Regions from separate parts of the Homo sapiens genome. Here region 2 is linked to region 1. A link is a loop called in an ENCODE intact Hi-C map of the cell type or tissue named here. Cell type or tissue: ascending aorta. All regions are shown on one strand. Links, peaks and the distances in the headings refer to the core of each region. The heading gives the core; the rest is flanking DNA. Region 1 has its middle 120 kb from the start of DTNA. Region 2 overlaps DTNA (dystrobrevin alpha).

What was found. A loop is a pair of places that touch in the nucleus more often than their neighbours do. Peaks named below come from ENCODE experiments on the same cell type or tissue, not always from the same donor. Only the 100,000 strongest peaks of a DNase experiment are listed, where the experiment ranks them.
Region 2: a loop joins it to region 1, with 11 times the contacts of the local background. A loop is called at or near these places in 3 of 110 quality-filtered maps.

The regions. Positions count from the first base shown.
Region 1 is chr18:34,589,014-34,595,449 of GRCh38, forward strand. It overlaps a transcript of DTNA not described here. Among named protein-coding and RNA genes, the nearest start is that of DTNA, 120 kb to the right of the region's middle. In ascending aorta, for the core only: no CTCF peak of the experiment used is centred there; a DNase peak (open chromatin) is centred at 4,158; H3K4me3 peaks cover 1,775 bases; H3K27ac peaks cover 2,500 bases.
Region 2 is chr18:34,831,501-34,837,936 of GRCh38, forward strand. The region is part of intron 11 of DTNA (dystrobrevin alpha); the gene reads left to right. Among named protein-coding and RNA genes, the nearest start is that of DTNA-AS1, 67 kb to the left of the region's middle. In ascending aorta, for the core only: no CTCF peak of the experiment used is centred there; no DNase peak of the experiment used is centred there; H3K4me3 peaks cover 646 bases; H3K27ac peaks cover 2,458 bases.

The sequences.
Region 1 (6,436 bases), core at 2,637-5,136:
TTATATGTATAATACTAAGTATATTTTGTAATTAGTATATTTGTACATACAGCCCTTTGCATGATTACAGTTATTTTCATGTGACAGGCATATATAACAGGTGTCCATTTCAACCAATTTTTAAGTTTATTGGCATTTAATAGGATTATATGTAGCATGCTGCTGTGGTTTTCTTTGTTTTTAAAATGTATGTTTGTAAGGTATACATGATGTTTTGATATACTTATTTTGATATATATAGTGAGGTGATTACTACAGTTAAACAAATTAATATTCCGTTGTTTCCTATAGTTACTTTCATGTGTGTGTATGAGCACGTTTGTGTGTGTTAAGAGTACCTAATAATCCACTTCAGGAGGCCGAGGCGGGTGGATCATGAGGTCAGGGGATCGAGACCATCCTGGCTAACATAATAAAACCCCGTCTCTACTAAAAAATACAAAAAATTAGCTGGGCGTGGTGGTGGGCACCTGTAGTCCCAGCTACTTGGGAGGCTGAGGCAGGAGAATGGCATGAACCCACAAGGCAGAGCTTGCAGTGAGCCGAGATTGTGCCACTGTACTCCAGCCTGAGCAACAGATCCAGACTCTGTCTCAAAACAAAACAAAACGAAAAAAAAGTACCTCATAATCTACCCCCTTGGCAAATTACCGGTATACAATACAATATTATTAACTGTAGTCTTTGTTCTATATGCTAAATCTCTACGCTTAACTATATAACTCTCTTTTTGTACCTTTTGATCTATATCTTCCCATTTCTGCCTGCTCCTGGTAACTATTGCTTTACTCTATTTCTATATATTTGATTTTTTAAAAGATTCCACATATAAGTGAGATCATGCAGGATTTGTCTTTCTGTGCCTGGCTTATTTCACTTGGCATAATGTCCTCTAAGTTTATCCATGTTATGGCAAATGGCAGGATCTCTTTTTTGGGGGCTGGATAAGATTCTGCATATGTATATCACAATTTCTGTATTCATTCCTCTGTCATTGAACACTTTGGTTGTTCCCACATCTTGGTTATTGTGAATAATGCTGCAATGAGCATGGAAGTACAGATACCTTTAGGAGTTGATGTATTTCCTTTGGGTATATACCCATAAAAGAGATTGCTGGGTATATTTTTAAGTTGATTGGCATTTAATAAGATAATAAATAGCATGCTGCTGCTTTGAATCTTCCATATTTGTCTGTAGAGCCCCTGTTTTCTAATGCAGTTTATGTAAAGTTTTTCTACTTTTTCTTGGGCAGTATCTATTTTAATTACTTTTAAATGACTTGGATGTATTAATGTTTTCTCTTTTAACAAAAATCACAATTATACCCCAAATTATTTTTGCATAAAAAGTATATGCTTTTAAAAATAAATGATATGACAAAAATATTAGCTATAAAACTATCACCATGAGAATACTGCCTGTCCTAATCCCTTAAGGATATTTATTAGGGAGGAAAAAAATAACAGAGGTCGTTTGCTTTTCAGTGACCAGGTTCTTCATACACATGGATGTCTCACAGATCAGCTAAGGCCTGTGTTTGAACACCTTGGTCACCCCTGCAAGGAGCCATGCTCCAGCATTTGCCATCCACAGAACGGTGCTAATAGAGTCTATTTCTGGAGAATGGAGGAGAGATTAACTTCTTGTTCATGATAAATCAAGGGTATCTGATTTGCCTGTTACATGCCCAGTTTTCTTTGGAAGCAAGCCCTAGAAGCTGTTTTTCTGATCTAATCCTAATTCTCACATTAGTGCTTATGAAAGAGGAAAACAACATTTACTCACGATAAAGACTGAGTTCTAGCCATTATAAATCTTATCAATTGCCTTGTGAAGGTTAGGGGGAAAAAGAAGGAAAAAAATGATTGTACTCACTCACACTTGCATCTGGACTAATGTTCCTATTCCCGTTGTTGAGTGTTCTGAGATTTCTAAGACTGGCACAAATGGAAATAGCAGCAGAGATAAAGTTGGGAACCTTAGGAGATATCTGACTGATGAATGTTGCACTATAAAGAGTGGCCAGTAACAGTTCGATAAGGAAAATTATTATAGTTTACTCATTACTGGGAAATATTAGCAAACCTAAACATTTCATTTTTTTTTCTATTTTTCTTATAAGCCACCAAGATTGGTAGAAGTGCTCTTAACAAATATTTGCCACGTTAATATTTAGAATCACACACATGCATACATACATACATAAGATGTATAATGATTTTTTGGCTTCAGTAAAGGTACTTGGTACATAATATACATTCTATATAATATTTTGGTTAATTGCCTGAAAAGAAGCGTATTTTTCCCAAGACAAATACAAAACATATTTATCTAAGATGTAGGCCAACAAATAACCATTTTCCATAGGTTAAGATATACACTTGCACATGAGCAGTTCTTCAGTTTCAACAACCATTTTTTGAGTATCAGTTATGTGCTAGTGCTCACTCTGAGATACAACAGAGGTGAACAGAGCAGCTGAATGTGAACCATTGATGGCCGCACGTCTGTCCACCCTTCTTAGTTCATTTGTGTTTTGGCACCATCCATTAGCCTTGGGAAGGCGTGTTTTTGACAGAGGGATAAAGAAACACAGTGACAGAAATGTGTACTTTCTGGACTATTGCTTTATTTCTTCCCATTTATTTGTGAAGTCATTAGAATGCCCGTCTATCAGCATTACATAGAGCCTGCAGTTTCCCTAAGAAACTGTCAACTTTGGGGACAAAAATAAGGAAAGTTTCTTACTCCTCTGTTTCTATCTTTTGATCTTTTTAAAAGACATCTAGTAACAAAGTTAGGCTAAAAGGCTAAAAGCTGGTAAGCCACCAATCTATATGGGGCATCAAAATATCACTAAAATAGGCTAGTAATATGATGCCAATTAATCAAGTTTTCCCTCATGGTTTCTTAAGATGGTATTGCCCTAGATATGATAAAATATAACCCAAAATAGAAGATTCAAAACCATCAACAAACAAAAACAGAAAGCTTGCTTTCTGGCATCTACGTTTTGCCGTTGAATATTTTTGAGATGTCCACATAAGTTCCAAGGAGCAGCTGCAGCCACACCACCACCCTGAGCCCAGCCAGCTGACAGTTGCCTAGAGTTGGCAGCCACAGCTAGCTGAAATTTGGAAACCCCCAAATGCTTAGGGTTGAGATGTGTCCAATTACCAAAATTATAAAGCCTTCATTAGGCTTTTGAAGAAGTTGTGTGGTCTGTAGAATTGCATGTTTTGAACATAAAGAGGTTAGTTATTTTCAGAGGCAGGAGATCTTTTGGCCCCAGTGACCACTAAATATTAATAAATATTAAACACAAGTTAATTAATGGTGATTTAAAGGGACCCCATGTTGTTAATTCATGTCAGTCTCTATTTGATGAAATGTATCTTTTTCTTTGTTTCCATTCACTCAATTTCTCTTCTTTTAGATATACACTTGTATAACACACACACACACACACACACACACACACACACACACATTTTGTTTTCCAGTCCGCACTCAAGTTTTGCAAGACAGTCCTGAAAAAGAAGTTTCAGTGGGGAGATAGAAGTGTTTTTTGCACTCTCTCCTGTTTGGTTGAAATCAGTTTTTCCACAATTCTTACAACAAGTTTTTCTCTAACAGAAAATGCACAGATTGAACAGTTGCCCTCCAAAACACTGGCAAGCAGGCGGCATGATGATTTCCTCTTCTAACGGATCCCAACTCATTTACTAAGACTCATTCAACTTTTAACAAAAAATTTGTCATTTCTCTTTCTTACTACAGCCATTGCCATCCTCTGTAAAATTACATGTGGACATTAAAACTTAAATGCTGTCCTACAATGAAAATATTTTTAATGCCCTCCTCAAAGTTAAGAAAAAAAATTTACTATTTGTATTTTGTGTACCTGGGAAGTTATTCATGCTGAGTAACAGTACAAAACTTGAGCTGCCTTGCTTTCTGCTTCCAGGAATGCCAATCAGAGAACATTCTTTTTCAGGCAGCCAAGTTTGGAAGTCAGTTGGTTTCTGGCAGTGAGTAGGGGGAGGGGATGGCAGGGGAAGCATAGTGAGTCCTCGGGCTGATGTTCAGCTTCCAAGTGTTTCCGTAATATCCGTCAATGAAAGCATCTCCTTTTACCCACGTAGAGACAGGTAAAAAGACAGCTGAGTAAATCAGCATTAGATGTAACAGCGGAAGCTCAGTCAGAGGGAGCGGGGAGGGAGGGCGCATGAAAGCCTGCCATTGGCGAGCTTACCAAAGGCATCTGCCAGTGGGACTTCAATGGAATGTGAAACCAAATCATTTTCAAGTTAAAGATAGACACAGTACACACCAGGATCTAGAGGCTGGATTTCATACTCATAGCTCTCCCTAGAATTTCAGAGAGTTCTGTTATGATCTCTGTTGTAATTACCAATTTGGTTCAAGTTTGTTCTTTAAATGAATATGCTTAGAATTCACATATGTTCTGGATGTACTGGAATTAAAAGGATTTAAGAGATCATGGTGTGCATGTTCTAGGGTAAGTGAAAAGATTGGTTTTTAAAGTGCATCGCTTTTCTGGGATGCTTAATATTGAATTTTTCTTTTTATCTGTGTGAATGAAAAGGTCAAGATTTTTCAGTGTTGTAGCTTGCTTACCTTTCTTAAGATACTTGGTATTTTACATTTTGTGCAGCAGAAAGAGGATTTTTGCTTAGTTTTGAAATTTACATTGCAAGTCTGTAACTTCAGTTTTGACTTTATCCTTATTTGTTTTTCCCTCTATTCTTCTCTTAAGCACTATGAGTTTACTGAGTTACAATCTCAATAGTTTTATGTCACAACACAGACTGAATGCTACTGTGTCTATTATGCCATTGGATGAAACTATATTATTGTGAGATGGAGTTCAGTTTCCCCTGCATGTTACTAAGTCACTTCCCAATTTGAGAAACAAAAAAAGGAAAAAGGAGAGGAAAGGTGCTCTAAAGGTGGCTTAAACTGCGTAAGGAGCCTTTAGAAGATATTCTACTTTTTAAAAAGCAACTGAGAAAAAAAATAGGCACTTTTCAGGAAGAGAAGAATTAATAGAAGTTATTTTTTAGTGTTATCTCATTAATTCCAAGCAGGTTCCCCTCCTTCAGGAAAAAAAAAAAAGCTGAAATTTGCTAAGTGGATGGAGGCGTTCTGATTTTACAGAGCTTGAGAGAAGACAAGGGAGAGGAAGAGTTGTCTGATTTTGCTATTGTCGCACTGTTTTAGGACTTCAAACTTCTTCTTGAAAAGAATGACAAACTTTAGTTCTCTTCATGTTTTGCCCATGTATAGGTTTTGTTTCTTGTTTTGTCAAATGACCTCTCCCTCTGCTCTTAGAGACAGCTCTTCCAAACTTGCACAGCATTCCTTCTGAATAAATACTGTCCATAATAGTCACAGAGTACATGGTGTGAATTGGAAATTCTACTTTATATGGGGAAAATAAATCTGCTGACGCTGTTATTACAGAGTGCACAGATGAACAGTTGTTAAATGTAACTGGCCAGTTTTTTGTCTTGTCAAATAGACCAGATTCTAATGAACTAAGTTGGCTAAACTAGGTACAAACAATGAAGGGCTTCTTATGGATTTTTCATTCAACTTTGATGAGAATAAGTAATACACTGTGTCACTCTTCTAAAATGAAAAATGGGCATTATATTGATAAAGTCATTTGATTTTACAACTACTGAGTAATCTAGTGAGGCCAAGCAAATGTGAAGTTGGCAGAGCTCAGTTCTGATGCCCCTTTCCTCCTTTCTCTGTCCAATTTTCCCTCCCTCTCAGTCCTCCTTATCCCTCCAGACCCCTGATGAATATGACTACTCAGCGCCCCCGTTTTCTTGTCAAGCAAGACCTATACTCAAGAAAGAATCTGACTTAAGAGAGTTTTAAAGTCAATGTACTAAGTCCCCCAGTAATATTTGCTTTTCAGTGTAAATATCTGACCTTGTGACAGTTTAGACAATTTGTTAAATGATAGTTAACCTTGGGTAATACTTATAATTAACCCCTTTAGGTTGCAAGCAATTGCAATTAATTTTCATTTCCCCATAATCATGTGTTAACTTTGTAAATTTTCTGTGGTCATACTGGGTGCCTTGTGACATTGTATTACCAGTTGTGTACTGAATGGTTGACAATAAGAATGAACCTGGCAGAAATCACAGGTGCTTCCAAGAAGTTTGTGAATGCATGCACCTGGGTGCTCACCATACACTCAGGTACACACAGTAACACATGTAGGCATACCTTTTATGTAACTAATATGTTTTTTATTGAATTATAAAATAAATGAAAATATGTTAGGCTTACCAGTGTGGGATTTGGGTTTTTTTTCAGTGTGTCAAAAAAAAACACAAAAAAGAACACAAAATGTAAAATTCTAAAATGAAGAATGTTAAACTATGTGGCC
Region 2 (6,436 bases), core at 2,613-5,112, 240 kb after region 1:
CTCACGCCTGTAATCCCAGCAATTTGGGAGGCTGAGGTGAGCAGATCACCTGAGGTCAGGAGTTTGAGACCAGCCTGGCCAATGTGGTGAAACTCCATCTCTACTAAAAATACAAAAGTTGGCCAGGCACAGTGGCGGGTGCCTGTAATCCCAGCTACTCAGGAGGCTGAGGCAGGAGAATAACTTGAACCTAGGAGGCAGAGGTTGTGGTGAGCCGAGATCGTGCCATTGCACTCCAGCCGGGACAACAAGGGTGAAAATCCATCTCAAAAAAATAAAAAATGATACTGTATTAGGCTCTGTAGTTCCTATAGGGAGAGTGCACCCACCCCAGATACTTCCCAAATCCTGATCCCTCCAAGAGGAGCAGAAATTGTGAGTTATTTTTTGGGTTGACTTGTTGGTCAGGTGATTGATAGGTTTGGGTTTTCAACCAAAGAAATGCTAATTCACTGTGCCTTTTTCATTTTTAAAAAATATTTTTGCTTACCCAAAGATTCTTTACTTAACAACCGTGGCTTTTAATCTGACTCAAAAAGTTCAAGCTAAATTTTAAATAGTTGTGATTTGATCATCAAAAGTAGCTAAAAATAAATTTTGGATACTGATTGTAGCCTCTCCTTTTGAAAATCAAAGTTTTCTTCATAGCTAATTTTTTCTAAGATTAATGCCCATCCATTTTCAGTCATAAAATAGATAAATTTGTAAATCAACATCTGGCACCACCCTGAAGATTTCTCATTCTTTTCAAACTTTCTGGGCATGTTGTATGAAATTTTATGAAGTTGAAATAATCACTCTCTGCAGATAATTCTTTACTTCATGTAGTCCCAGAGCTCTACTAATATGTTAGATCTTTCCAAACTGGAATTACACCAGTCTACACATCAACCCTAATAATTTTCTATACTATGCATCATTAAAACCACAGTCACCTCTCTTGTTCAGTTCAGTAACCTTTACTCTCCTACTAGAGTTGCTTTGGCTGTTGTCTCTGCATGCCCTATACCAAGCAAACTTTCCTAGAGGCTCTCCTGACAAAAGTGCAATTGCTGTGACTTGATGATACCTGGGTACAATGTAGTAAATTAAATATGACCTAAGAATTCTTATTTTTTCCATGGTACCTGTTTGAGATGGTTGAACTTCTATGCCAGCCTGAATTGATGACAGCTAATTTTCCCACTGAGACACTAACCTATTTTTTAATACTGGTCTATGAATTTTCAGGTAATACATATTTTATATTTCAGATGTAAGCTATTGAAATCTAGAAAAAAAGAAACAATGTTTCAAGACATTACTTCTTGACAAAACAGATTTCTGGATTTTTTTATTATATTTAAGTTAGTGTGATGGCCTCATTACTAGACTATAATTCTAGTGAGAAGGAAAATTTTATACACTATAGATAGTTACTTAAGGAGGCAGCCAACTTTATAAGTCATTCTTCACAAATCCAAATGTCATACAAGCTTATTAATAATTTAAGAATCAATAGAAATGAAAATATCTGTTCTTAATTTGCTATATTTCAAATATTGTTTTTCTTTTAACCATTGCGATAATTATTCTATATTAATATAATTTGTTTCTATAATATTTGTTCTCTGTGAGACTGCAGCCAGGCCTTTAATATCATGTTCAATAAAAGAAAAAATAATCTTTGTCAAGGGCTAATATAGTAACTCAACATTAGCAGAAGTGGTTTTTAAAAATATATTTCAGGTATCCAGGAAGCATCTGTGTGTGATTTTGTTACCTTTGGACCCACCCCCTAAATATTTTCACTGAAGTAAAATTATTGGCATCAGTCGTCACCCTTCAAAGCTAAGGGGATAATTTTTTTAATAAGTATGAAACATTTTGAGATTGTTCTACTTTTCCAGAACCCATTGTGTCACTGTGTGTGTGTGTGTGTGTGTGTGTGTGTGTGAGAAAAATTTTGGAAGGTTATTTATCTCTAGATATGCTGCTTTCCAAAGGTCTAAAAAGGAAGTGGTGAGAAGCCAGAGGATTTTTGTTAGAAAAACAAAGTCTGAAGGAATATTTCCTGCCTTTTTTCTTTCAGCAGATATATGAACTTCAAAATTTACCATGCCATGCCCTCAAAGGTATGGCTGTTCCCACAACCATCAGTGATAATATGTATGTGAAAGGATGTGCTCATACAGTGGCAAGGGATTAGTGAAAAGAAAAAGATGGCGATAAGAAAAAGAGATTTGTGTGCACATGATTTTAGAAATGATAGTCTTGCTTCTCTTTGAAACTCAGATTAGAAAAGGTGTATCCCATGGTCAAGTTGAATGCCAAATAGTTCTCAGTTTCGGAGCTTAAAAGGAAGAATGCATTCTGATTTGAAGACAAGGCATGTAGAACAGAAGCAGCTTTAATGAAGCTCAGTCTGGGTTGTATGAAAGCCATTGTCACATTCTGACACAATGATATGCTGGAAGCACTCTTTCCTTAGTCAGGAAGTAGGTTCCATTGTACCTGATCCCAAATCCCACAAAGAATTAGAAACTTAATTTCTCCATGCAAACTTCCAAGCTACAAAATCAAAGTTTAGAATCTAAATTAGTCCATAAAATATTGTGATAATATAGCACCTTGAAGGGATCATAATAAGCCACACATCATTACTGTTTTAGTCCCTTTATGTTGCTGTAAAGGAATGCCAGAGGCTGGGTAACTGATAAAGAAAAGAGGTTGAGGCTGGGCACGGTGGCTCACGCTTGTAATTCCAGCACTTTGGGAGGCGACGGCAGGTAGATCGCCTGAGGTCAGGAGTTTGAGACCAGCCTGGCCAACATGGTGAAACCCTGTCTCTATTAAAAATACAAAAAAAAAAAATTAGCTGGGTGTGGTGGTGGGTGCCTGTAATCCCAGCTACTCAGGAGGCTGAGACAGAAGAATCGCTTGAACCCAGGAGGCGGAGGTTGCAGTGAGCCAAGATCGCACCATTGCACTCCAGCCTGGGCAACAAGAGTGAAACTCCGTCTCAAAAAAAAAAAAGAGGTTTATTTGGCTCATGGTTCTGCAGGCTGTACGTGAAGCATGGCATCAGCATCTGCTTCTGGTGAGACTTCAGGCTGCTTCCACTTATGACAGAAGGCAAAGGGAAGCTGGTTTGTGCCAAGATCACATGAGGAGAGAGGAAGCAAGCCACAGACAAGAGGTGCCAGGCTACTTTTAACAACCAGCCCTCAAGGGAACTAATAGAGTGAGACCTCACTCATTGCTGTGAGAATGGCACCAAGCCATTCATGAGGGATCTACCCCCATAACCCAAACACCTCCCATTAGGACCTATTTCCAACATTGAGGATCAAATTTCAACATGAAGTTTGGAGGGGTCAAATATTCAAACCATAGCAATCACTATTTTCACAGCAACTCAAGAGAAAAAATTTCACTTTGCTGCCTCTCTTCAAGCTTGGAAGCTGGAGAAGAGGTTCTGGTGGAAAGTACTTCAAGTGAAAAGACTTTAAAGACACAAGTTTTAAGTGAAACCTGTCTCCCAGTCAACTCTCGAGGTTCTTGATTCATTTCATTTTGAAAGAGTGGCTATTTTTGTCTTGTTTTCATCATGCATTTGGCCTCCTCTGTACATAGTCATATTTTTGGCTTCCTGGAAACAGATGATGAGAAGAAGAATTTGAGGCTAGCTCTAGAAATTACAGAAACTATGTGAACAGTGAGTATCAAAAAGTTAGAAGTGCTTCTGGCACTAGAAATTAAGAGCTATAGCAAAACAAAATAGTTTATTTCCAGAAACTCATGTATGTTCACGGTGTAACTCCCATATTTTCCAAGAATTATTTTTTCTAAGAATTCACATGGGAAAGGAACGGAAGATAAAAGGTTTTAAACTATTTCTTTAAACCAACACTGGCAAGGGCCAACACAAAGAAAATGACAACAAAAGTTAAGAGATGTATATATATAGAATATGTCTCATTCCTTTGAGGGAAGAAGGGACCTGGTTAGAAGAAGGAAGAAAAGGAAGAGGAGAGGAGAGGAGAGACAGGCAAGTGGAGTAGAGGAAGGAGGAGAGGAGCCCAAAGATTTGAAGAAAAAAAAAAGGAGAAGGCCACCAAAGGAAAGTCCGGCCTATCGCCCCCTTCTCTCAGCCCTACCTGTACACAGTACTGAGGCTAGGGCTCCTCCATGCTTGGGCTTTGTCAGTGATGGGTGGTGGAGCCACATTTCTGGGCCTTCACTGACACATCTTCCTCCCATAGAAGTTCACCAGAATAATTTGTGGCAAACACATCTTTGTGGTTGACGTTCCTGTGTTTCTTTTCTCTACTGATTCTTGCTTGTTATCTTGCATGTTCAGCATGAGAGGTTGTCCCTGTGCAATTATTCGGCTGTTTGCTTAAGAAATTATTGCCACAATTTCTGAGATTCAAAGAACAAAGAAGCATAAGAAGGCAGGGAGATACTTTAGTTTGGAGGGAAGAATCATGGATGTTTCACACAGTGTTTTGAATGGTTTTGCAAGCATCTGAAATAAATTATGTAATAGATTCATCTATCTTTAGTTACAAAAAAGAATTGGGGGGATATTGGGCAGCAGGGGTACTGTAGGTACTGCATAATGAATGTATGGAGATCTGCTTCAGTAGACAAAGTCTGGAATGCAGTTTTGGTGGGGTAACTGTACATCACAGAAAACAGAAACAGTTTTGGTGGTATAATGGTACATCAGAAAATGATGGCTGAAGGTGGTTATTTGGCCCTGATGGGCAGGTTTCACAGTTTTAAAAGGAAAACATCAATATGCTGGAAAAAGAAAGTTATTGAGGTCATCAGGAAAGTAAATTATCCTAAAACACAATCTAATTTATTTTTAAAGTCAATTTTGGGCCGAGCACGGTGGCTCACACCTGTAATTCCAGCACTTTGGGAGGCCGAGGGGGGCAGATCACTTGAGGTCGGGAGTTCGAGACCAGCCAACATGGTGAAACCCCATCTCTACTAAAAATTCAAAAATTAGCCAGGTGTGGTGGCGCATGCCTGTAATCCCAACTACTCGGGAGGCTGAGGCAGGAGAATCACTTGAACCTTGAAGGCAGAGGTTGCAGTGAGCCAAGATCTCACCACTGCACTCCAGCCTGTGCAACAGAGCGAGACTCTGTCTCAAAAAAAAAAAAAAAAAAAAAGGTCAATTTTGTTGGGTACAGTTGAACTTTTTAAGTACAGCAATACTTTATATAACAGATGCCTTTCTGAAGAGCTGAGTGAAAATGTCATTCATCTGACAAACATGCATGTCTACTCTTTGCTAGTCATTTTCTTTACAAATCAAATTTAATATTAAATTTATCAGATACCTCACTATTCAAGGAATCTTTTAATATACACTATTATAAAGCAAGAATTCCAACTATAATGTGCATAGTTCTAATGTGTTATGTATAAATTTATATTTTTTAGTACTTCATGGCCTGAAAGAATGGTGCTTTATAGTAGAGCCCTAAAACTTGTAGTACAAAGTTTTTAAGATTTTAACTAATTTATAAACCATTATATATATATTTAGTAGATTTAGAGTTTCTTGAAAATTTTTGGTGGAACCTCATAATTTAGATCCCAATAGTTAAATATTTGGTATTCAAACAAAGACAGACAATTTATTTTTCTATTTTCCATGAAGAAGGAGAGGGACAATTTTAGATTCACCAGTGTGCAGGACAAATTCTTACTTAACCTATAGAGGAGCAAACTTTCTTCAAACACATTACCAATACAATTGTAATACTAAGAATCAATACCATAGTTCTCGATGTAGCATGACTACAAATTGTCACAGTAGATTTTGGATGACTTTACCATAGCCACACTTAATGAATTATTATTTATATTTCTATTTGTACTTTAATAAAACTATATTTTAAACTTTAAAATTGTCATTTAAATTACTAAAGAAAATGAGTAGTTCCCATAATGAATCCATAATGTTAAGAATTTGCTTTAGCAATGAGACTATATTCACTAGCTTTGTATTAATATAAACATAAGAAATAACAATATATATGTATAAGACTCAAAGGTGTATTTCTCTGTTCCTCTGAAAATTTTCTTTGTAGCTCCACAGCCAAGATCATGTGGCTTTTGCTTGGAGTAGTAAAACACTTCTAATATGAAGCAATCTCTAGCTAGGTAATTTTCAAGTCTTTCTATCCAGAACAGAAAGTTGGAGGATGTAGGGAAGGCTAAGTTCTTGAGTGGGATCTAAAGGCTGGCAGGACTTAGTGAACTATTGGACTGTTTACATGATATGCCATGATAAATGTTGAATGAATTTTCATTATGTCTAGACATACTCAATATAAATGCTTGCTTGTTAAGCAAATAGCAGAGGTCAAATCTGGGATCATGGTGATTGCGATTGTGGTTCTCAGGCTGGGTTTCTATTCCTACTTGAAGT